Linked DNA regions of Homo sapiens: region 1 is linked to region 2. The links are chromatin contacts, found by Hi-C or POLR2A ChIA-PET in ENCODE. All regions are on one chromosome and are shown on one strand. The core of a region is the stretch at or near the end of the contact, and the rest is flanking DNA. Distances in the headings are between cores, read along the strand shown. Region 1 overlaps HHAT (hedgehog acyltransferase). Region 2 has its middle 36 kb from the start of UTP25.

Region 1 (5,919 bases), core at 1,232-3,731, 530 kb after region 2:
TCATGGCTCACTGTAACCTCCAACTCCTGGGTTCAAGCAATCCTCCTGCCTCAGCTCCCGAGTAGCTTGGACTACAGGCTGTGACACCACACCTGGCTAATTTTAAAAACTTTTTGTAGAGACGAGATCTTGCTGTATTGCCCAGACTGGTCTTAAACTCTTGGCCTCAAGTGATCCTCCCATTTCAGCATCCCAAAGTGCTGGGATTACAGGCATGAGCTACTGCACCTGGCCGGATATTTCATATATTTTTAACTGAACACATGGAAGAATGAAATGATGGGCAGAAGGAAAGGTGGGAGTTGCCCTGGGGACACTGTGTTTTTCATCTGTCCTCCCCACGTCTCTGGGCCATACACATCAGGACCCACATGGCCTCCTCTGATGGGTCTCCTTTGCCTCTCACCCTTGTTCTTGTTCCTCCTTGTTTGCTTCCTGTAGATCAGTGTTTCTTAAATTTTTTTCAGTATTGTCCCCAGGGCACCTTTCTAGATAATTTTTTTCCCTGATCATCTCTCCTCTGTGAAATTTTAATACTACAGATATCCTGTTTATATCTCTTCATGTACTGTGCGTATGTCTGTGCTTTATGCATAAGGAGTAAGGTTTTCTAGCCCCTGATAACTGACAAGTAACCTAAAACTTAGATAAAATATAGTACTAATCTTCTACAAATGTTAAATTATTAAAAAAATAATAGAGATAGAGTCTTGCTGGTCTCAAACTCCTAGCTTCAAGCGATCCTCCCACCTCTGCTTTACAAAGTGCTGGGATAACAGGCGTGAGCCACCATGCCCAGTCATTACTAATTTTAATTTCCATTCTATCCTTAGGTCTAGCCTACAAAATCTGCCCCACCCCACCTCGTTTATAGGAGATACAACCCTTGTTGAGAATGCATGACTGATATTAATAACCTGTTCCTGATTAGATGCCCCTCCCTCTTTCCAAACCTCCTCCACGTTCAGCTCCTGTTTCGCACCTGACATTGGCAGAAATCTAGCTATATTAGGATATAGATGTCCCTTCATTTTATTTGCTTGTACCTTTGAGTTCTTGCTTCTCCTCTCGTGGGAGGCAGTATTTGGTGTGGTTGAGAGCACTAGGGTCAATCCCTGCATTGGCCACTCTCAAGCTGTGTAACCTTAAACAAGTTCCTGAATATCTCTAAGGCTGCTTCCACAGTTGTGCAAGCAGGATGGCACTGCTGGCTTCGTGGAGTTGTGGAGAGGGTCTGATAATCAAATGTTTTTCAGAGTTATGCTTGCACATGAGGACAGCCCAATAGATGGTGTCTGCTGCTGTCATCTGCTGGCATTTGCTCCTGGGAGCAGTTTATGGTGTTCAAGAATGGAGGTGACGGTCTTGAGATTCCAAAATCCTCAAGGGCATAGGCCATGTCTAGCATCCATACCAATGTTCCCATACTGATGGTCTTTTCAAGCTTGTCTTGGGTCCTGGGGGAAAGGATTGAGAAACACAGCCCCTTCCCTTGGGGAGTCACAGTTGAGTGGGAAGTTAGGAAAGCAAATACTGCTCACTCTTCTGTACCTGATGTTGTTGGCTGGGCACGTTACTATGGGAGAAGGTGTAGGTCTCACCTGCCGTTCTGGTCTCAGAGCAGGCCTCCGAGAAGGTGGCTTTTGAGCTGTGGCTTGAAGGAAATGGAGTTTACTTATTTCACCTTTCTGCATCTTGTTACCAGGCAGGGGTGGACAGGTGGACTAGGCTTCTTCTCTGCAGAGCACATCTTATCCAATATCAGTAGGAGGTATTCCTTTGCATTTTTCTTGGAATGAGGCAGAGTGAGCACTGAGTCATCTCCCTCTGTATGTGCCTCTCTCATCCTCTGGGTGACCACGGGTTTGATTTGTGAGACAGCTGGTGGGCCGGGTTCTGCCTGTGGCTGGGGCACAGTGCTTTCTTTGTCTGAGTTTGCTTGGCCCTTACATAAGTATGAACCACAGCGTTGGCCTCATTAGCTCTCTGCTTTCACCACCTGGACTAAGTGTTCCAGATGGCCTTAATTCGGGTAGTTGTTTTTGGTACTTACTCAGAGTGGAAGATTTAGGCTGCAGTTGTCCTTTTTTCTCCCCATTCTCTGAGGCATCCTAAACTATAGGCAACACTATGCAGGGACAGGCTTTAGCAATTCTTGCTGTTGTAGCCTTAAGCCCTGAAGGATTCTAGCCTCCTCCTTTATCTACTATCTAATCTCGTCTCTTCCTTGGCTCATTCCACCTCCTCCCATGGAGAGGTGACAGGTTATTTTTATTTTCAAAAGCATGATCTATCTTTTTTTTTTTTTTTTTTTTTTTTTTTTTTTTTTTGCCATGGTAAGAAATAAAACTTTCCACTGAGTTCCTTGGCTCAGTTAAACACCCTTTCCCTGGATAAGGCTCTCTCTTTGGGTTTTGGTGAGACTTCATCAGGAGCCAGTGCCCCTGGAGGGAAGGCTGAATCATGGCTTTCAGCTTTGGCTGTGCATTTGTTATGATTGGATTGGATGTCACGGGTCAGACAGTTGCCTCCTTTCATGAACGCCAACTGTGGCCTCACTACCACCTGAGACATTGTGTTCTCTGCCCTCAGAACCAAAAAATACCCCCGTGTGAACTTTTTGAGAAGACTGGCCTGGTGTAGGGTTGAGGGTGGGTGCTGTTGCTAACCACAGAGCCGGGTTCTCACTGTGCCTCTGACGGGAGAACCCACATCATTAGCAATTGACTGACAGGCTGAGCTCATCAGGCGCAGGTAATGCAAAGGGCTGAGAAGCCTGACCCATGGTGCTGAGTGAGATGAGTTAACCAACCTCTGGAAGGCTGCAGGGAGCAGGGTTCTTTTCCAGGACAGTCCCAAATCTATCCACTGAATAGAAATCTCATGTGCTAATGGTTTTCCTGGAATCAGCCCCTTCTACCTCCATCAGTGCATGTCTAAGGAGGGATGAAATTCCTTTTACGTGGGCCTGCTGGCCTTTGCTCCCAGGAAATGGGATGCAGTTGTTCAGACTGTGGGATGGGTGGGTTGTATTTTTCTGTTTGGGGAGATTATATATACATATGTATGTATATATATAATACATATATATTTCAGTAGCAGCTGCTATTGATTATGTAGTATGTAATAAATTGTGTCATACATAAGATTGATTGATTCCCTTTATTATTTTCCGAATAATGCTCCCATTGAGTGGTTTCTTGGCAGATGTGCAAAAAGAATTAATAGGCAGGGACGTCTGATAATGTTGCCAACAGGAATTCTGACCAAGGCTCTACACTTTCACTCCTCCCTACAGAGGTAAACTCTAAGGAGGGAACCCACCAGGCATACCCTATTATCACTTGGCACCCTTGGCACAGAATGAGCTGAAGTAGAAACAGATGGTGTGAGAAGGGGCATTGTCTGGCAGTTTTTCCTGACTCCTTATGAAGAAGGTTAAGAGTATGGATTTCAAAAGAAAGGAGGGCAAATCTGTAGTCTTTTCTTAAGGGCACTGACACCAATCCTTGGAGCTCTGCCAGCTCAACTGGTTATTCTCCCGGGAGACTCTGCTGGGGTGATGGATAGAAGCCTCTATAACAGGTATCCACTTTCCTGGATTGGTACCTGTGCCCCATCAGTTGTTAACTATTGGAGATTTCCCCCAACAGAAGTGGAGTTGTTAAGAGATGCTGTGAGTAGCAAACAGGTAATAGGCAGTGAGATGTGAAATGTCTCTTCCATTCTACCTACATTAGCAAAACAGCCATTGTTTATAAGGGGTTAAGTAGGACAAGTAGAGACTTTGGAAGACAGTAGGTTTTCACATTATTGGGTTCCAAAGTCCACATTTTACTGCTATTTTCTTGTTTTTTCTTAGTCATGATCTCAAGGTTAAATCCCAAGACTTGGGAAAGCATATCCATCTACCCAGCTATCCATCCATGCAACTATTCTCTCCATCCTTCCATCCAATAGTTATGAAACACGTGATATATGCTAGGCACTGTGCTAGATTCTGGGCTTACATTACTGTAATCTAAACAAGGCAGGAGTTTAGCCTATTAAGGAGACTATCAAGTAGAGTCAGACCCCATTTTGAGAGTGGTTCAGTGTAGACTCAGGGAGCAGAGGGGAAGGATGCCTGCTTAAGTCAACCAGGGTTAGTAAGATCTATGTCTCATCAAAAAGGCCATAGCGTTCAGTCTGGCTTTGTCTCCACTGCTGTAAAAATAGAGTATACTTTCTTATTTTTCATCAGCCTTTTAAACACTTCCCCTCTTCCCCGGCTTTCTGTTTCATCTCCTATTAGAAATGGAAGAACCTGGAATAAAGACCATTGAGTGAGGGTCAGAGTAGTTCCGGTGGGGCTGTCATCCTGTGCTCCAGCAAGCTCATCTCAAGCTTCAGGTCACTCATGCTTTGATACCTTTTAAAAGAGCATGATAAATTCAAATTAAAACCACAACGAGATGTCATTACACACTTACCAGAATGGCTCAGATAGAACATAGTAACAGCACCAAATGCTGGCAAGGATGTGAATAAACTGGATCACACATGCATTGCTGGCAGGAAAGTATAATGCTACAGCCATGCTGAAAAACTGTTTTATAGTTTATTATAGAACTAAATATGCAACTACCTTGCACCCCAGCAAGTGTGATCTTGGGCATTTATCCCAGAGAAATGAAAACTTATTTTTACACAAAAATCTATGCATGTGTGTTTGCATAAGTTTTATTTGTAATAGCCCCACATTGCAAACAGCCTAGATAGCCTCCAGTAGGTTAATGGCTAACAAGCTGTGGTATATCCACATCATGGAACACTACTCAGCAATGAAAAGGAGCAAACCATTGATACAGCAACTTGGATGAATCTGCAGGAAATTACGCTGAGTGAAAAAAGCCAATCTTTGAAATGGAGAAGAGGTTACTGGTTGTCAGGATTAGGGATGGGGGTGATCAGAGGAGTGGGAAGGAGGTAAATGAGGTATAAAATGGCAACACAAGGAATCCTTGTGGTGATGGAGCTGTTCTGCATTTTTACCATGGTAGATACCAAACCTATACATGTGATAAAATTGTATAGAACTAAACACACACATAAATTAATAGAAGTGAAACTAGAGAAATCTGAATAAGTTTGGTGCATTGCAGCAACATCAATATCCTGGTTATGATATTTGTGGTTTTAAAAAATGTGCCATAGGAAGAAACTGGGTAAAGTATACAAGGGATGTCTCTTGTATGTATATGTGAATACAACTATCTCAAAAATCTGAGAAAGAACATTACATAAAAGTTGTATGCAACTGGAATCTGTAAATCAGAAACATCACAATCCAACATTGAGGCCATGTTTTACCTATACACTTTATGTGATCAATGTGATTCTTTGTCTTCTTTCAAGTAACAAGTAATTCCCAATCATCTTCATAATTTGAACCTTGTAATTTAAATGAATTGGGCTATTTTGGTGTTTAGGTGGGTTTTTAAACTTGAGTTTGACGTACAGTATGTGTGTGACCAAATCTTGTATGTCTGCTCTTATTACCCTGAGAACTTGGGGAAAAAAATCTGAAAGCCTTTCTAGTGATGAGTCAGAAGTGTTGTTTTGGAACAAAATGCAACACAATTTTTTTTTTTTTTGAAAAGTTAAAAAAATTCTGGCCTGGTTGATGTCAGAAGCTTAATACTGATAGTTAAGCATTTTTACTTAAGAGAGAAAAAAGGTTGATAAATACATAAGCACATTTGGAGTAGAGATGGATGGGACAGGGCTATCTTTAGGCCTTTGCTGATGAAACTGGCCTTTGAAATGCTTAGAAAAAGCTCTTCTGCTGCCCAAAGAAGCAGGCCGTCCATGCTGCTGCCCACCCTGCTGGGCCATGTCACCCTTTTATCCTAGAACCCTCTTCATAGTGCTTGAGAT
Region 2 (5,998 bases), core at 1,777-4,276:
CAACCAAATTTACATATATGAGGCCCAAGCCCAACAGCCCCCTGGCTCCCCATCACCACACTCTGGCTACACCTTTCTGCAGAGAAGAGATTGACCATAATCCCTTTAGAATTGTGGTTTCTTGTCTAACCTTTTTCCAGAGGGGTTAGAGTTTTTCTCAGAGACGGGGAGATTTTCTCTACTGGGTACTTCCCTAACTTCTTTTCCATCCACTGCCCCCAGGCCTAGGTTGTCACTTCCTTCCTTCTTGAGACTATCCACTCCCGTACCTAGGCCAGGGTGGATGTCCTCACACTTGCCCTTTGGTCCTCCTCTTGGGAACAGTACTTCCCATGCCAAAAGACATCAGGAAATCATGGGGAAAGATAGGTGAATTAATATTTATGGAACACCTACTGTGGGCCAGGCACTGTTGTGGGTGCTTGATGTACATCAGTCATCTCACAACAACCCTTAAAAGCCAGCTGATTGCTTATCACCATATAGCAGGGGAAAAACATGCTTAGAGAAATTGGGCAGGTCTCCCAAAGTTAAACAACTGGCTAGTGGCCAATGCCACATGTTTTTTTCTGAATCCCCATGTGATTGAATCCAGTGGAGAGGGAGGTCAGGACCAGCCACTCAGATGGAGATGAGTCTGCAAGGGAATTTCTCCCTTTCCATCTGTGTCCGAGTCTTGTCAGTTTTATCAACCCACTGCCTCAAACGTGAGCTCACCTCTCTAACTTCCTTCCCACAGCTTTGCTTAGTTCAGACCTTCATTAGTCTTCATGGCATAATCTACACTTTACAAACTGATAAACTAGGCTTTTAATCTCAGCTTTACCTTTTACTCCCAGTAAGTTACCTTTGCTTACCTCAGTTTCCTTATTTGTAAGGTAGAGATGATTATGTCTTTCTTGAGTGGTATTGTAAGGATGAAATGAAACCACATACATTAGAAAAGAAAAAGAGTCTCCTTCTCTCCCTTTTCCTTGGTCTGAGCATTGATTTATCCATTCTGTGAATATGTACTGAGCACCCACGATGTGCTAGAAATTATTTTAGGCACTTAGGACACAGCAATGAATGAGGCACACATATTTCCTGCACTCATAGAGTTAGAGTGCATAGTGTAGACAGAAAAGAAAGAATTAGAGGCTAGATAAAAGTACAATTTCAGATGGTGCTAAATGTTGGAAGAGAATAAAACAGGGTCAGGTAATAGAGATCTTTGACCATCCTGTTTCCTTTGTCCAGAATGCCCAATCACTACTCCTCCCCTGCTGAACTTCTCCTCTCTCAAGGCCCCCTTCAAATGATAATCTCTGTGAAATCATCACAGCTCGCTATGAACTTTAATCGTGCCCTCCTCTAGACTTTCCCACTGGTTGTCTAAATCCACCTGCGAGGCTGAGGACATTCACTCATATCTTACTCATTGTTTCATTCTGCACACCTTTGTCCCACCCTCAAGCAAAGCTCCACGAATATACTGAAGAGGAAAACTGACACTGTAACCCCAAAGAACTACCTGATACCTTGGTTTGCGAGTGGCAAATCCGAGAGTGAGGAGAAAGGGGACAGGCATCCTGGTACCTCCAGATGGGGACAAAGGAACAAACTTCCAAACAAAATGAACCATTCCCCTGGGATGTGTATGTGTTTGTGTGTGCACACACCCATGTGCTCATGACTGTGTGTGGTGTGTGTGCCTGTCTGTCATAGAGGCAGGGATGAAGACTGATAGGCGGGAAAATCTAAATCTAGCAGGAGGGATACTAGTTCTTTTGTTTGTTTTTTTCCTAAAAGGCTTTAGAAGCCTTCCTGCAAAAGGCTGGATTTCTGGGAGCCACTTAAATGAAGGCATTTTGCATATGAAGGACATGCAGAGTCTGAGTATGGTCACCCGCCCCTCACTGCCCGCAGTGAGCCGTCAGCCACCCGCATCACCCCAGCTCCAGCACCACAGTAGCAGACTGATCCTTTTTAATGAGATGCTCAGAGTCTGAGCACTCCTCCTCTCTGGGGTCCTAATCATTTCTCAGAAAGTGGCTGCCCTGCACCCTGGAATTCACGTTTTTTGTTTCCCTTTCCACCTCCAGCCACAGGGTGAGGAGGTGTCAACAGGAGGCGAATGGCTGTGGAACACCTGTCACAGAGTTCTTCCCATCCCCTGTGGGTGGGCAGGGAGATATCCCGGTTTTGTTCTATCTGTTATGAAACCTGCGGAGAAAGCTAAATCTGGCTGTACTGACTTAACTCCCGGGTCGAAAAAAGCTGCTTGAGAGTCTTGGGCACGGAAAGGAATCGAAGCCAGCAGCCATCATCTGTAGAGCTGTGTTTGTTCCCCACAGGAACCTGAACTCAGAGGAAATGCCAGCTGAGTTCTTCTTGCCCCATCTGTGACAGAATTCCAGCTGTTCCACGATAGCAATCTGGCTTGGAGAGTGTAGTGGCTTCCCTACACTCCATCAAAACAAAGCAGGGTGACTTGTGAAGATACTAATTTTGGCTCCATTTTTATTGCTCTAAATGTTTCTGCAAATTGCTACCAAAAAGTTAACCAGGTCTTGTGTTCTTTGCCTTGGGGAGCTTTGGGAGAAGGGTGAACAGCATTTTCCAGGCCAAGAGAACTTTGTTGGCGTGTCATGTAATTAGAGGACATTGAAGCTAGGGTGGAGGAGGGGGAGACAGAAGCAGCCAAAGGAAAAGAGTTTTGAGGCTTCTCCTAGAACAGGAGGGAAGGGTATTGCAAAGACCTTCCTGTCCAAGCATGGCACAAAAGCCATGACATTGCTCCCTTTAAGCACTCATAGAAGTTTGGAAAATAAACAGATAAACAGGTTAATGGCAGCGAATCCATAATGGTCTGCAGCAACCTCAATTCTTGCCTCCTCAGAAGAAAGAATTCAGCTGAGGGGCATAAAGCAGAAAAGGAGACCAAGCCAAGTTTTAGAGCAGGAGTGAAAGTTTATTAAAAAGCTTTACAGCAGGAATGAAAGGAAGGAAAGTACGCTTGGAAGAGGGCCAAGAAGGTGACTTGAGAGATCAAGTGTGCAGTTTTGACCTTTTGACTTGGGGTTTTAGACGCTGGCATACTTCTGGGGCTTTGTGTCCCTTATCCCCTGATTCTTCCCTTGGGGTGGGCTGTCCACATGCACAGTGGCCTGCTAGTGCTGGGGCGGGGAGCACGCACAGTGTGTTTACTGGAATTGTACACATGTTCACTTGAGACATTCTTCCCTTGCCAGTCAAATGTCTCTAAAGGTCATATACCAGTTAAGCTTTGCCATTTTGCCTTGTAATGTGCATACTTGAGCCCACTTACCCAGCTCCTGGGATCAGGAAGCTGCTGATCACCAGTTTCAGGTGTTTCTGTTTATTGGGAGAAAGCCTTCCCCTGGCTCTGGCTGAAACCAATTATTATTTTAACAAGACAGTTTAACAGTCACCTGACCATCACCTGATCATTGCCTAACATTCCTGGTGTGTGTGTGGGTGGTGGGGGTGGGGGTGGAGGGGTGCCTATCCTGCCTTGCTCATGTCTGACTAGCAGACATGAGCTACCTGCTTTTTGCTACCTACTGTAACAAAAAGAGACCAGAGAAACTGAAGGCCAGGTCAGAAGGCCTTCCCTAAATGCTGTAGCCTCTATAAGACCTCCAGGATTTTTGCACAAATCTGAAATGGGGAGCCTCAAGTATGACTGAAATTGACTTTCTGGTCAATCAGGAGGGATGAGGTTTGGAGCAGATTACAGCTGTTTTAAAGAAATAAATGAGGCCAGGCATGGTGACTCATGCCTGTAATCCCAGCACTTTGGGAGGCCGAGGTGGGTGGATCACCTGAGGTCAGGAATTCGAGGCCAGCCTGGCCAACATGGTGAAACCCCATCTCTACTAAAAATACAAAAATTAGCTGGGCATGGTGGTGGGCACCTGTAATCCCAGCTACTCAGGAGGCTGAGACAGGAGAATCGCTTGAACCCAGGAGGTGGAAACTGCAGTGAGCGGAGATCGTGCCACTGTACTTCAGCCTGGGCAACAAAGGGTGAAACTCCATCAAAAAAAAAAAAAAAAAAGAAGAAGAAAGAAAAGAAAGAAAAAGAGAAAAGGTGATACTCCTTATACTCCTAAGTTTTATAAACAGAATATATACTTGGAACAAAACAGCAAAGCATCCCAAATGCTCTTCTTATGAGTAAACAATAGGGCAGAGGCGGGAAGCAAAACCCTAATTCAAGGGACTTTGCTCTCAACCTTGTAAAGCCACGAGTTGCAGGAGAAAGGTGGGCAACTAACATCCTGCAAGGAGTAGTGTGTTAGTTTGCTAGGGTTGCCATAACAATGTACTACAGACTGAGTGGCTTCAAAAACTAAAATTTGGCTGGGCACGGTGGCTCATGCCTGTAATCCCAGCACTTTGGGAGGCCGAGGCAGGAGGATCACTTGAGCCTAGGAGTTTGAGACCAGCCTGGACAACATAGTGAGATCCTGTCTCTCCAAAAAATAATTTTATAAAATTAGTTGGGCATGGTGACACATGCCTGTAGTCCCAGGTATGTGGGAGGCTGAGGCAGGAGGATTGCTGAACCTGGGAGATCAAAGCTGCAGTGAGCCTGGGAGACGGAGGCTGTACTCCAGACTGGTTGACAGAGTGAGACCCTGTCTCAAAAAACAATAAATAAGTAAATAACCAAAACTGATTTTTAATTCTGGAGGCTAAAAGTCGAAGATCAAGGTGTTAGCTGGGGTGGTTTCTTCTGAGACCTGCCTGTGTCTTCACATGGTCTTCCCTCTGTCTGTCTGTCTTTGTCCTTCTCTTCTTATAAGGATGCATATCAGATTGGATTAGGGCCCACCCTAATAACCTCCTTTTACCTTAATTACCTTTTTTTAAAAAATAATTTTTTTTTCTATACTGAATCTCACTCTGTTGCCTAGGCTGGAGTGCAATGGTGTGATCTCAGCTCACTGCAACCTCCTCCTCCCGGGATCAAGGGATTCTCCTGCCTCAGTCTCCCAAGTAGCTGGGATTACAGGTGCCTGCCACCATGCTCGGCTAATTTTTGTATTTTTAGTAGAGACGGGGATTTCACCATGTTGCCCAGGCTGGTCTTGAACTCCTGACCTCAGGTGATCCACCTGCCTTGGCCTCCCAAAGTTCTGGGATTACAGGCATAAGCCACCACGCCTGGCCCACTTTAATTACCTTTTTAAAGACTCAATCTCCAAATACAGTCACATTCTGAACTACTGGGGGTTAGGATCTCAAGATAGGGATTTTGGGGAAACACAATTCAGCCCATAACATGTATTCAGGTCCCCTTTCTGCCCAGACTTTAATGCAAATATAGATTCACCAGTCTGTCCAAAAAAAAGGCCACTGAGAAAGGAGGCCACACTTCCAGGAGGAAATTACATCGGGGAGGAATAAATACAAGCCTGTGGAGGTGTGGTTACTAGAAGGGGAAGCTGAAAATCTGTTTCTTATCTGCCTACACTCTTGGTACTTCCTCCATGTGGGCTGCAAAAGTGTGGTACCCCACACTTCAGCCCTATTTGTTTCCTTCCACCCACTCCCACCCTCTGTGTATAGCCTGGGGAAAGCATTCTGATGTTTTAGTTTTCTTTCTCCAGCCAGTCTAGGATAAAGTCTGTAGGGCATCTTTGCAGAAGCCTGCAAATATTTTGCTACAGAAAAGTGTTGCGGGAAGTCAGGGACCCCCGAATGGAGGGACCAGCTGGAGCCGTGGCAGAGGAACATAAATTGTGAAGATTTCATTTTAATATGGACATTTATCAGTTCCCCAAATTAATACTTTTATAATTATTTCTTATGCCTGTCTTTAATCTCTTAATCCTGTTATCTTCGTAAGCTGAGGATGTATGTCACCTCAGGACCACTATTGTGTTAACTGTACAAATTGACTGTAGAACATGTGTGTTTGAACAATATGAAATCAGTGCACCTTGAAAATGAACAGAATAACAGCAATTGTAGGGAACAAGGGAAG

Evidence for each region. A loop is a pair of places that touch in the nucleus more often than their neighbours do. ChIA-PET counts read pairs that join two places held with the same protein, here RNA polymerase II (POLR2A). Pooled maps may share reads with other maps.
Region 1: a loop to region 2 is called in a pooled map, with 3 times the contacts of the local background. The contact joins two enhancer-like sites. A Hi-C loop is called at or near these places in 12 of 168 maps with a recorded cell type or tissue (A673, CD4-positive, alpha-beta T cell, CD8-positive, alpha-beta T cell and 6 more), 20 of 37 single-sample maps with no recorded cell type and 29 of 50 pooled maps. POLR2A ChIA-PET finds 5 or more read pairs at or near these places in 1 of 52 experiments (activated T-cell).

The regions. Positions count from the first base shown.
Region 1 is chr1:210,391,935-210,397,853 of GRCh38, forward strand. All of the region lies in intron 4 of HHAT (hedgehog acyltransferase), which reads left to right. Among named protein-coding and RNA genes, the nearest start is that of HHAT, 66 kb to the left of the region's middle. RefSeq lists an enhancer at 1,771-2,065. Within about 2 kb of position 2,482, at least 8 of the 41 ENCODE cell types and tissues checked have a DNase peak (open chromatin) inside an H3K27ac peak, as active enhancers do.
Region 2 is chr1:209,860,910-209,866,907 of GRCh38, forward strand. No RefSeq gene overlaps it. Among named protein-coding and RNA genes, the nearest start is that of UTP25, 36 kb to the left of the region's middle. Within about 2 kb of position 3,027, at least 2 of the 41 ENCODE cell types and tissues checked have a DNase peak (open chromatin) inside an H3K27ac peak, as active enhancers do.